Regions from separate parts of the Homo sapiens genome. Here region 2 is linked to region 1. A link is a loop called in an ENCODE intact Hi-C map of the cell type or tissue named here. Cell type or tissue: PC-3. All regions are shown on one strand. Links, peaks and the distances in the headings refer to the core of each region. The heading gives the core; the rest is flanking DNA. Region 1 overlaps SYNE2 (spectrin repeat containing nuclear envelope protein 2). Region 2 overlaps ESR2 (estrogen receptor 2).

The links. Peaks named below come from ENCODE experiments on the same cell type or tissue, not always from the same donor. Only the 100,000 strongest peaks of a DNase experiment are listed, where the experiment ranks them.
Region 2: it touches region 1 in a loop (1.8-fold over the local background); 1 of 110 quality-filtered maps calls a loop at or near these places.

What each region holds. Positions count from the first base shown.
Region 1 is chr14:64,071,551-64,078,114 of GRCh38, reverse strand. SYNE2 (spectrin repeat containing nuclear envelope protein 2) reads right to left here. Exons shown (of 116, transcript NM_182914.3): 53 at 3,979-4,147; 54 at 2,015-2,170. Among named protein-coding and RNA genes, the nearest start is that of MIR548H1, 20 kb to the left of the region's middle. RefSeq lists an enhancer at 3,425-3,926. In PC-3, for the core only: no CTCF peak of the experiment used is centred there; a DNase peak (open chromatin) is centred at 2,904; H3K27ac peaks cover 1,125 bases.
Region 2 is chr14:64,250,168-64,256,731 of GRCh38, reverse strand. All of the region lies in intron 6 of ESR2 (estrogen receptor 2), which reads left to right. Among named protein-coding and RNA genes, the nearest start is that of ESR2, 41 kb to the left of the region's middle. In PC-3, for the core only: no CTCF peak of the experiment used is centred there; a DNase peak (open chromatin) is centred at 2,871; H3K4me3 peaks cover 820 bases; H3K27ac peaks cover 1,239 bases.

The DNA.
Region 1 (6,564 bases), core at 769-5,768:
TTCCTGGGGGATAAATTATTTTTATACAATCTTTCCATTTTATGAGAATCTATCTGCATAGATCTGTTTTCAGTAAAACCAAACTTACTCTCAAGCTGACTTTTTTAAAAAAATGTAATTCCAATCATAGTATTCATTTGGGTGAAACAACCTTCTAAAATTGCTATTTCTTGAGGATGCACAGAGCTTAATTATTCTCTGTGTAACCATTTGTAGATGTTTTCCCAGCCATCAGAAACTTAGCTACTGAACAGCGTAATTTTTTTTTATCTAAACGATTCTCTTAAAAAGAAACAAAAAAAACCTTGAGCTAGGAAAGATAATAAATGAATGTTGAATGTATCACTTTCCAAATACCTGACTGATGTGTGTTCTTGTTTTGCTATTTGATAAGGCTTTCTCCAAGCAGCTACTAAATAACCAAATAATACTTTATGCTTTTGTATAATCCTTTGTTTTGTAAATTAAAAAAAAAAACAACTCTATCTGTATAACCATTGAGACTAAAATCATCCTGTGCAGACAGTATACAGATGCTGAAACTGTAACACAGACTAAATGACTTGCTACAGTCATATGTCAAGGAAGTAGCTGAACTTGTCCCAAGAAGCGCCCAAGTCCCTAGATTGAGTCCCAGGCTCTATTCACAATATCAGGCCTTGATACTTTTATATCATGTCTTTATTCCCCAGACCATACTGCAGTCAATATTATTAGAAAAAAAAAAAATCCCACTTTGGTTCCATATTAGCTTTTCATGGCTGGCTGTGTCACAAATTACCACAAGAAAAGTTTTCTGATATTTTGAGCACTTATTCTCCTGGCAGAAATGTATACCATTGAGATACATTAGGACAGATCATGATTTAGGAAACATATGTAGCCATTTGAATTATACACAATGTTACTATGTCTGTCCCCCGGGATCCTTGAACTTCCTTTAGCTGTATCACACAATAAAAATTAGTTGCTGTTTGTTACAAATATAGAGGGTCATAGCGGAAATTTTCTACCTTGAATTTGAACGACTGATTTTGATTATTAATTTACTCTGCTAGGGATTTTCATAAGTATTCATGAGCATAACATTTAGTTTCTCTCAAAATATTTAGTATTTTCCTGAAATAAAATCAATAGTAACGAGATCCTTGAGAAAGTACGAAATAGGTTTTCTTGTGTGTTAACTAAAAAAGATTTGTTATAAATATACGTTAAGAGTTTACATGTTTTTTACATGTGAGATTTTCCTGAGAAATCTGTCATAGAATTAATGACATATTCTAGCAACTAAGTTTGAAATCTGAATTTTTTGTGTTTAAGATCTATTTTATTTATCAAGTTGTAAGTATTCTAGACAAAAAAAAAAAAAAAAAATCCTTCTGTGGATACCAGACCAAACAGAATTTTCTTCTGTTTGATATGGGCTGTCTTTCTACAATCTAATCAAAATATCTTGCTAAGCTCCTATGTTTCTAGTATTATAAAATATTTTCCACCTTTTCTTTAAATCTGGACTTTCAGGTATAAAGATTTGCTCAGGTACTTTTCATGAGAATTCTGTTAACATCATCGTTAGACAGACACTACATACTAAGTGCTATTCCTAGTGAGTTGTGAAATTTGTATTCTTATTGCCTTAGTTGTAATGTCAAAATGTTTCAAAGAATGTATTTTAAAGCAAAGTATTAACATCCAAAATGTTCAAGTGGTTGTACAGTGGTTGTACAAAAGCAAACAAAACCAGTAAAAAATATTATATAACTGTATTATAAAATGCAAGAGAAGAATAAGCATTTTGACAATTAAATACATATAAATCATCTAATTCTGTTATCTTATGTCACATATTTAGAGCATCTTTATCTTAGCATTCAATAGACACGATGGTCACTTAACTCTTAAAAGAAGTTATAGCTGAAATCCTGGCAAATGGAATTTGACATTAAATGATATTTTCCTCCTGATAGTCATTCAGCTCCGTAAATAATAACAGTAGTACAGACATTATTATTACCTTCTCATCTATGTCTTCTAAAGCTTTTCTGCATTCTTCCACCTGGGATTCAATCTCTGCAGGGACTATGGTGTACATTTCGGAATACTTGATTCGCAGTTTTTCCATAATATTCTCAAAAGTTAGTTTCCCTTTCTTAAGGATGCTTTGAAGCTCCTAAAAGCATTAAGAGAGTTGCAATACTCACGAGACTGGGGGAAAAGTTTAATTCTAAAAAGTGAAAGCAGCCTTCCAGCACATCCTTATGATTTAAAGGAGTGCAGTTTGCATGACAAAACCCCACTAGTGATACAAGCTGATTAAGCCCCAGAGACACTCAGTTTAGTCAGATGATGCTTTCTAATTTGTAAGAATTAAACTTGATATCTCTTCATAGTGTCACACCATTATCTAGAAAAGACATTACAACACCCCCTGCTTCTAAAGTACCTTTAGGATTTAATTGTATCTCCATTGCAGTCCTGATCTAAAAAGCTGCAAGCAGCAAAAAAAAAAAAAAAAAAGTTTCAAAGAAGTTTTTTGTTGTTGTTTTAACGTGTTGCTATTTCTACTTCTTCCTCCATTATCATCACAATGATTTAAGGCCACTAAAAGCCCCACACTTGGAGCAGAAGTGTCTACTTTCATGTAATTAGACAGCCCTGCAGAGCTCAACTGCTTTCAAAAGGGAAGGTTCCAGTTCCATACAAAGAATGTAGGTTTTTAGGAGATAAAAGAAACCTGAACAAATAGTCTATTGGTTGTGGCCTAGAAACCAAATCTGATCTACCTTCTCCTGCAGTAATTATAAAGGAGAAACTCATTTGTATGGGAAAGTTTCCCAAAGATCAAGTGGAAAAATACTTCTTGACTTGACTGTGGCTTTTTTGTTGTTTGTTTTGTTTTTACAGTAGCTGTTCAGTAGCATTATTTGTGTTCATGGATTGAGTCACTGTACTGAAGAATGATTACAATTTTAAATGACTCTGTAATGTGTCATTGTTTTCCTTTTCTTAATCCTCAGCAGAGGACAAATCTAGAGAGAGAAAGTTAGAGAACAATGCCATTCAAAGATGGGGTTTAATAAGTAAGTGTCATCCCGTTTTATCTACACCTAGTCCAGGAGTACAGGCTTTCATTCAGAGGTACACTTAGAAGGCTTCCCCATGAAGACTGCTTCTTTACTTTCCAATATAATAACCAAAAGTTCTGTTTAGACAGCATGTGACTTTTTTTTTTTTGAGATGGAGCCAGGCTGGATTGCAGCGGCACGATCTCGGCTTACTACAACCACCACCTACTGGGTCCAAGTGATTCTCCTGCCTCAGCATCCCAGTAGCTGGGATTATAGGCACACGCTACCATGCCTGGCTAATTTTTGTATTTTTAGTAGAGACGGAGTTTCCCCATGTTGGCCAGGCTGGTCTTGACCTCCTGACCCCAAGTGATCTGCCTGCCTGGACCTCTCAAAGTGCTGGGATTATAGGTGTGAGCCACCATGTCCGGCCAACACGTGACTTTTGAATAAACTTCCAAACATACTTTTGGGCTGTCACTATTGGACTGGAATGAAAGAGGAGATTCTTCTGAAGAAATGAGATTCCAGATGACCTGTAGGGTGTACATAGACCCTGTCAGAGACAAGGCGCCATGTCCTACTAAAGGAGTAATGTAACATACTACTTAAGAGTGGTCTGAGGCCCTTGTTCACCAAACACACTGGAAACATAGTTGAAAGAAGGCTGCTTGGTCCAGACTGGCCTACCTTCCAGCCTTGTTTCAACTCTGTTCTCTGCTCTCCAGCCACACTGATCTTCTCCCTTGGTTCTGCCCATACCATGCCACAGGGCCTTTGCCTATGCCTCTCTCTCTCTCCCCAGACCGCTCCCCCAAACCCAGCCACTGAGTTATCTCTACCCCAAGGACTTTGGATACAAGACTGTGGGCCTGTACCTGCCACATTCACTAATTCATTCCTCACTTACCTCAAATTGTTCTGACTTTTCTGGGTGATCCTGGAATGCCATATTTTGGAATGAAGTTGTGGTCTGTTGAAAGAAATTCTTCAAAGCAATTATCTCTTTTGTGAAGGAATGTCTTTCTTGGATTTCAGTCTGCACCAATTCTTTATTTTTCTGAACTTTCTGAAGAAGCCTAAAAGAGAACGTCAAAATATAATTGTTTCTTTATCCTGCTCTTCTATGAATAAAATGAAACAGTTTTATTGCAACAATTAATGAAATGCCTGAATAGCTACTAAAGGATGGTTATTTCCTCTAAGAAAAAAAGTAACAATTTTCAATAATGGATGTACCACATATAAAAACAGGTACAAAATCTACCACTTAATCAAAAACCTCTCCAAATCTTTCGCCTCAAATACTCTCTTTTCACACTTTACACTGTAACTGACATTTCTGTCCTCTCTTTTTCTCCACGTAATCCTTGAGCTCACATGAAAATGACTTAGAGGTGTGAATGGAATCACAGGTGGGCTCTTGGGGACAGACAATCCCACTGGGCTTCTTCTCTTAAGCTGACCCATTTTGCTATGGATGCAGCAAATATCAGAAGAGGCACTGAAGTGGGTAAAATCTTTCCTGAGGGTTATTTGGTAAGTATCTATGATATTGTGATATAATAAATATATACTTGATCTCTGCTGTAGTTCCTGAGACAGAGCTCTTAATACCCTTGTAGATAGGAGTGCTAGCTAGGAGAGTCTTTTGTTCTAATACTTGATTTTTGACCAGTTCCTGACACAGAGCTCCTAAGCCCTTTGTAATTTCCTGAGTGATAGGAGCATCTTTAGTTCTAAGAAGGCAACTCTAGGTGGGATCCTGAGTAGCCTCAGGATGAGGGCTGGTTGCCAGGGGAACCAACTATGTGATTAAAAGGTTGGAACTTTCAGTACCACCCCTACCTCCAACACACACCCCCAACCTCTGGGGGAGGGGACAGAAGCTGAAGGTTGAGTTGATCGCCAATGGCCAATTACATAATCAATCATGACTACATAATGAAGTCTCCATAAAAAAACCCAAAAGACAGGGCTCAGAGAGCTTCTGGATTGCTGAAAGCCTGGGGGTTCCACCACCTAGAGAGAGCAGGGAAGCCCCAGGCCCCTTCCTATACCATGCCTTAGGCACCTCTTCCATCTGGCTGTTTATCTGTATCCTTCATTATATCCTTTATTAATAAACTGGTAAACATGAGTAAAGTGTTTTCTTGAGTTCTGTGAGCCACTCTAGCAAATTAATTGAACCCAAGAAAGGTATCAAAGGATCCCTTGATTTATAGCCTATCAGCCAGAAGTGTACCAGCGGGGCGCAGTGGCTCACGCCTGTAATCCCAGCACTGTGGGAGGCCGAGGCGGGCAGATGACCTGAAGTCAGGCGTTCGAGACCACCCTGGGCAACATGGTGAAACCCCTCCTCTACTAAAAATACAAAGAATTAGCCGGGTGTGGTGGCACATGCGTGTAATCCCAGCTACTCAGGAGGCTGAGGCAGGAGAATCGCTTGAACTCAGGAAGCCGAGTTTGCAGTGAGCCGAGATCATGCTATTGTACTCCAGCCTAGGCGACAGAGCAAGACTCTGTCTCAAAAAAAAAAAAAAGGAGAAGTATAGGTAGCAACCTACTACTGATGATTGGCATCTGAAGTAGAGGTCCTCTTGTGGGATGGATTGAGCCCCCAGCCTGTGTGATCTGATGCTGTCTCCGGGTGGATAGTGTGAGAAATGAATTGGTGTCTGCTGGAGAACTGCCTGATGTGTGGGGAACCCCCATAACCAACATGGTGTCAGAAGTGCTTTGTTGCATGGTGTGTAAGGGTAGAGAGAAAAAACAAGTTTGCTTTTTCTTCAGAGCACCTCTAGCCATAAAACTACTATATTCTTTGACCCAGTGATTCTACTTCTCACTATCTTTCTCAATGAATTAGTCACAGATGAAAATATAGATTCTGGCATAAGAATATTCACTGCAGTGTTGTTATGAAAATTAAAAAAAAGTAATTTAAAGATTCCTTATTAGGGGCTTGGTTTAACACATTATGGCATATCTTCATGGTAGAATATTATACAGCTAGTTACATTTTTTATTTTTATTTTTTGAGATGGACGTTTCAGGCTGGAGTGCAATGGCATGATCTCAGCTCACTGCAACCTCTACCTCTTGGGTTCAAGTGATTCTCTTCCCTCAGCCTCCTGAGTAGCTGGGATTATAGGCGTGCGCCACCATGCCCGGCTAATTTTTTGTATTTTTAGTAGAGACGGGGTTTTACCATGTTGACCAGGCCAGTCTCGAACTCCTGACCTCAGGTGATCCATCCACCTTGGCCTCCCAAAGTGCTGGGATTACAGGCGTGAGCCACCATGCCCGGCCACAGCTAGTTACATTTTAAAAGAACATTTAATGGCATAGGAAGACAAACATGATTTGCTGGTAAATTACTCAGCAGAATACAAAACAGTACAAGTATTTTGATCTCTATTTATTTAAAAACAAAATCATAGTAAAAAAGGAGAAAAAATGATTGGCAGTGGTTATTGCTGAGTGGTGACATTAA
Region 2 (6,564 bases), core at 565-5,564, 180 kb before region 1:
TCTGAGATGGAGTCTCTCTCTGTTGCTCAGGCTGGAGTGCAGAGGTGCAATCTTGGCTCACTGCAACCTCCGCCTACCGGATTCAAGTGATCCTGCTGCCTCAGCCTCTCAAGTAGTTGGGATCACAGGTGTCCACCACCATGCCAGGCTAATTTTTCTATTTTTAGTAGAGAAGTGGTTTCACCATGTTGGCCAGGCTGGTCTTGAACTCCTGACCTCAGGCGATCTGCCCACCTCAGCTTCCCAAAGCGCTGGGATTACAGGCGTGAGCCACCATGCCCGATCTGCTTTAACACATTCTAATGCATGTACTATATAGCATTTTTGGCAATAGCGGTGGAAGGAAGGGTTACTAAAACTATATGAAACTTAACAGAAAATGGGACATGATGCTGTATCTTGGTTGTGTTTGATTTTCTTTTAAAGATGACACAGAAAAGGAAACAATTTTTAATTGACTTAGGTGAACTGTTTATGGAGGGAAAGCTGGACTGTATAAAAATACTCAAGCTTTTTAGCAGGAAAGTAGAACACCCTCTTGGTGTAAATTCGAGCAGTTCGAAATCTTCTTGGAAATTGATTTCCACATCTCTTTTATGGAAAAAGTGCTAGGTTGAATGTTCAGCCACATCTGACTCTGCATAGCGTGGGAGGATGCCTAGTGTCTACCCCAACTCTTGCATTATAATCCTGTTACCACTTTAGATCATCAGAAGACCCTGTGTTACACAGATGAAGAGTGATGCCCCAAGGTATCAGTCCCCATTCTGCCTTTTGTCATGGTTGACAATGTTATTAAAAGAGCACTGTTCTGCATAATGGTGTTTTGATAGAGAACAGATCCTCTGAGAAGAGCTGGAGGACTGATGTGACTTGAACAGGAGCAAGCCCAGGTGGTAAACCATGGAGGGAGGCTCTGGAAGACCAGAGAAGTTCAGGGCACAAGACCCTTCAGTAACAAACAAAATAGTTAACCTATTGGCTTGTATGTGCTTGGCAGCACCTTATGCATTTAACTTATGTCAACACATTTAATCTTCACAATCTTCCTGCCCCCTTTGAGGGAGTAGGATCCATTATTATCTCTATCATTCAGATATTGGAAATGGGAGATTGAGAAACCTGCTTACAGGTAGGATAATAGGTGGTGGAGCTGGACTTGGGGGGTTGCCAAATGGCAAACTAACTCTCTACTTTATTCTACCTGTTGTTATGGGTGACAATGTTGACAAAGAGCACATTCTGCAGAACAGAGATGTTTTGGTAGAGAACAGCCCTGTTTTACTTGTAACACACTGCAGAAACCCACTCTCCCCACTGTCATCTCAGGGTACCATGTCGCAAGGCAGGCTGAAAAGCCAAGCACCTAGCCAAGCCATTGCTCTCATTCATTCATTGTATTCTGCTTGGTGTTTTAACTGGGGCCAAATATACATATGTATAAATATACACATATAATTTTCCTTGAAGTTAGTCCTAGGAACACATTCCATCCCTTGACAAATAATTTGCAGACTTTAGGATTATTTTATCTTTTGTCTTGATTTCTAAATTGATGCCAAATTTAGTGTTTATTTTTGGTGACTATTTCATTCCTGGTTTTTAGTACAATTAACTCTCCACTCTCCCATTTCTCTGTATGCGTTCTTTAATTCCTGTAATTGTGTGTATACATTACTATAAGTGGACACAAATCCTGGAAAAATATTAGGCCTACCTTTTAGTTAATAGAAGAAAAGTTATTTTTCTTACAAATTATTTCTAATAGACTTACACTGCCTTTATAACTTAAGTGAAAGTATTATGTTGTAAAACATAAATCTAGTATATTTGATTGAGTATAGAAGAGGAATTCTTGGGAATTGTAAATGCATTCATGTTGAGCAGGCATTTTTTTTTTTTTTTGGAATGACTACTGGTGTTTATTTGTTGTTGCAATTTCTAGTAGTTTTTGTTTGTTTGTTTTTTGTTTTTGAGATGGAGTCTCGCTCTGTCACCCAGGCTGGAATACGATGGCATGATCTCAGCTCACTGCAATCTCCGCCTCCCAAGCTCAAGTGATTCTTGTGCCTCAGCCTCCTGAGTAGGTGGGATTACAGGCATGTGCCACTACGGCTGGCCAATTTTTGTATTTTTTTTTTTTTTTTAGTGGAGACGGGGTTTTACCATGTTGGCCAAGCTGGTCTCGAGGTCCTGACTTCAAGTGATCCCCCAGCCTCAGCCTCCCAAATTGTTGGGATTACAGACGTGAGTCACCACGCCCAGCCTACAGTCTCTAGTATTTTTAACACATTAACTTTCTGAAGTCTGGAACTTGAAGTCTAAGATAGTTCAGTTACTTAGTCCTCTCTTATACAAATGAATATACTTTTATGTAATAGGTATATTTGTAGAGGAGTTGCTCATTCAAAAAGTCAGGAGTCATGCTCCATAAAGACTTCTATTACGACTCTTTTTTGCAAAGTGAAGGGAATCTTCACACCATTTGAAAATAACTGTCTTCTGCTGGATTGTCCTAGCAGAGCTTCTTCAAGTGGTAATATGGCTGAATAAACAGTGAATACAACTAACAGTTGCCCATTTGTGGATACTGAAACTATAATTTCTGTTTCCCTTTATTCTTGTTGAGGTGTCCACAACAAGAAAACTTGTGTCTACTGAGGATGAGAGGAAAATCTCATTACTTCAGCTTATTTCTAAGCATTTAGTTTTTCTTTTACTAACCACTAAATTCATCATAAATTCACGTGAAGATCTAAAGAACCTGACTGTCTAATTGCTCAAAAAAAAGTCACATATGCAAAGACATTTTTGTGTCCTTAGTATCAACAGGCAACTGACTAATGTTAAATTATTAGTCAGAGGAAGTTTGTATCTGGCTTGGATCCCATTGTGGACATTTGCAGATAGGTCCGTGGAATTGTATATGTATAAATGTCTTGAGTTTACATTCACATTAGTTATTTGTATGCTAAATTCCTTCAAGATAACCACCGAATTTTCAATTCCCAATTCTAAGCCTTAAACACTCCCTGCCATTGCCATACACACAGAGGTAAACCATGGTCTGTACCCAGGTGTGTGCTGCGAGCAGAGATATATATATATATATACACACACATACATACACACACACACACACACACACACACACACACACACACACACACAAATAGTGTACCCCTAAGGGAGGCCCACTCATTCAACATTTTGTTGTTGTATTAAACAATATTCTTCTTTAGGCCAGGCACGGTGGCTCACGCCTGTAATCCCAGCACTTGGGGAGACTGAGATGGGTGGATCACCTGAGGTCAGGAGTTCGAGACAAGCCTGAGCAACATGATGAAACCCCTTCTTTACTAAAAATACAAAAATTAGCTGGGTGTGGTGGCAGGCGCCTGTAATCCCAGCTACTTGGGAAGCTGAGGCAGGAGAATTGCTTGAACCCAGGAAGTGGAGGTTGCAGTGAGCCAAGATCACGTCATTGCACTCCAGCTGGGGCGACAGAGCAAGACTCCATCTTAAAAAAAATAAAAAATAAAAAGCAATATTCTTATTTTATAAAGAGTGATTATTGGCCGGGCTCGGTTGCTCACACCTGTAGTCCCAGCACTTTGGGAGGCTGAGGTGAGTGGATCACTTGAGGTCAGGAGTTCAAGACCAGCCTGGCCAACATGGTGAAACCCCTTCTCTACTAAAAATGCAAAAATTAGCCAGGCATAGTGGTGTGTGCCTGTAATCCCAGCTACATGGGAGGCTGAGGCAGGAGAATCACTTGAACCTAGGAGGAGGAGGTTGCAGAGAGCAGAGATCATGCCACTGCACTCCAGTCTGGGCATCGGGGTGAGACCCTGTCTCAAAAAAAAAAAGTGATTGTCAAGTAATAAATTTGATATGGTTTGGCTCTGTGTCCCCAGCAAATCTCATCTGAAATTGTAATCTCCACGTGTCAAGGGAGGGATCTGGTGGGAGTGATTGGATCATGGGGATGGTTTCCCCCATGCTGTTCTCATGAGAGTGAGTGAGTTCTCACAGGAGCTTATGCTTTAAAAGTGTTTGGCAGCTCCCGGCTGTCTTGCTCAGTCACTCGCTCTCCTGCCTCCATGTAAGATGTGCCTTGGTTTCCCTTTGCTCTCTGCCATGATTGTAAGTTTCCTGAGGCCTCCCCAGCCATGCAGAACTGTGAGTCAGTTAAACCTTTTTTCTTCATAGATTACCCAGTCTCAGATAGTGCTTTATAGCAATGTGAAAATGGACTAATACAAAGATATTCCATGTTATTACTGATTTTATTTAGTAGTTTATGGACAGATAGTGTGCAAAAATAAATTTCCTGAGTAGGTCAGTTTGGTTGATACATTGTTTCAATATTTTAACATTCAAATCATATGCCCTGTTTTTGTTTTTGTTTTTTTTTTTTTAGAGACGGTCCCGCTCTGTGGCCCAGGCTGGAGTGCAGTGGTGCCATCACGGCTCACTGCAACCTTGGGCTCCTGGCCTCAAGTGATCTTTTGCTTCAGCCCCCTGAGGAACTGGGACTATAGGTGTATGCTACCATGCCTGGTTTATTATTATTTTGTAGAGACAAGGTCTTGCTACATCGCCCAGGCTGGTCTAGAACTCTTGGCCTCAAGTGATCCTCCCACTTTGGCCTCCCCAAAGCACGAGGATTACAGACATGGGCCACTTTACCCAGCCAGCCCTGTCTTTAATTCAACTCTTTTAACCCTGTCCTAATTTCTTACTCATAATTCAGTTTCAATCTAAAATTATAAAATAAATAAAATAGATGTCATTAATTTAGAGTCTTTACTAACTTTGTTCTGTGTAACTCATCTGAAAGACCTTTACTGGGCTGTCATTTACGATGTCTTATACTTTATTGCCTCTTCATTTCTCATTTATTTTGTTGAAATGTATTTGGTTTCTGCAGACTGTGGAGTGAATAAAAATATTCTAACTTTGCCACCCCTTGAATGAAATGGTTGACTGTCACACCTGCTTAAAAAGAAAGCAATCAGACCTAGTTCTTTAGACTTTGTTTAGAAATTAACTTTCTCCATGAGTTATGTATGGTCTGATTACTGTGAGGGACAGCCTTTATCAGGGTTTAAAATACCTCAGTATGCCAACCCTCCTCCCATTTTTGGAACATAAATTTGCAGTGAAAATGGCATATATTTTAATGAGGAAATGATACCAATTTCAATATTGAGGAACTAAGGCACAGGTACTTCTGGAAAATAGGATTGATTTCAGGTGGGTTCCCTTACCATACCACTTGGGGAGGGGTGTGTGTGAGTGTGTGTGTGTGTGTGTATGTATTGTGCATGTGTGTATAATCCCACATCAGCACAGAAGAATAAAGAGATAATCAAATATCAATGCAGGAGTTGGTGGGTTTTTTTGTTTTTTTTTTTTTTTGCCCCATAGAGATATTTTCAAACTAGCTTTCCTTAGTATCAAATGTCCCCAAGTCCAACAGTTACAATTTCCAATAATTAATTGTCCGCAGGCAAGGTGATTCAGGTGTTTTTTGTGTTATCTCTGTGCAGGGCTTGTGTTGTCCTTACTGGATGCCTGCATCAGGTTGCCTGGGAGAGCCTAGAGCTGGGGAGGTGGAAAGATGAGGCTTCCTGTAGATTTGGCACTCTTTGCCCAGTGCTCTGGATTCTCTAAGACGGCCTTTTCCTATGAGTGACTTCCAGGGGGCACTGGTGTTTTGTCACTTAACCTGTGTACTTATAGAAAATTGCAGGTGTTTACAGAATTTATGATTTAGTAAATTTAGTAACTCAGTAATGCTCATATACCAAAGTGAGCAATTTGCATGCTTGTAGCTCTGTGTGAGCGAGTCTGGGTGGGAGAGTGTGAGTGCTTCGGAATGCAGGATCCCGGTGAGTGCCATGTACGGCAGGTAATGGGAAAGACTTCTGCAGGACTGGTGTATCCAGTGGTGTCAGAGGCTCTTCCCTGAAATACTGCCATCGCTGGAAATGCCCTGAGTTCGGGGAAGGAGGAGGGGAGCAGCCAGCTCTTTGAAGACCTCAAGGCCCCTTCAGGGGCTGCTAGAGACTAAAAATGGAACTCGCATAAACCCACTGCCCTTTCTGTGTGCTGCAGGCTTTTGGGAGCAAAGGGTGGTTTTGTGACAAAATCATCTAACTGCTTGTCAAGGACTTCCAATAACCCTGTGACTGACAATAATAGAGTGTTTTGGGGGAGCAGTGAGGTGGAATAATGTGTGTCTGGCTGGAGTGAATAGAAGCTGGTATTTTCCAGATAAAGTTCAAGTAATTTACTTCCAAAGTATATTTAAACATTTATTTCTACAAGGAGTGCTCCAAAGAATTTTGATTAGATGGCTCAAAGTTTAAAGATAATCCTTGCTTGAAGATAATCCTTGGCAAGTCAAAAATTTTTCCCCACCTCCATGTATACCTTCTTTTCCTGATTCTAATCCATCTTCTCTAATTGCGATTTCTTTCTCATAGTCAGCTTTTTCAAATTACAGGTAAATGTCTTAGTTGCTACACAAGTTTCTAAGTGACCACCAGGAAGTGA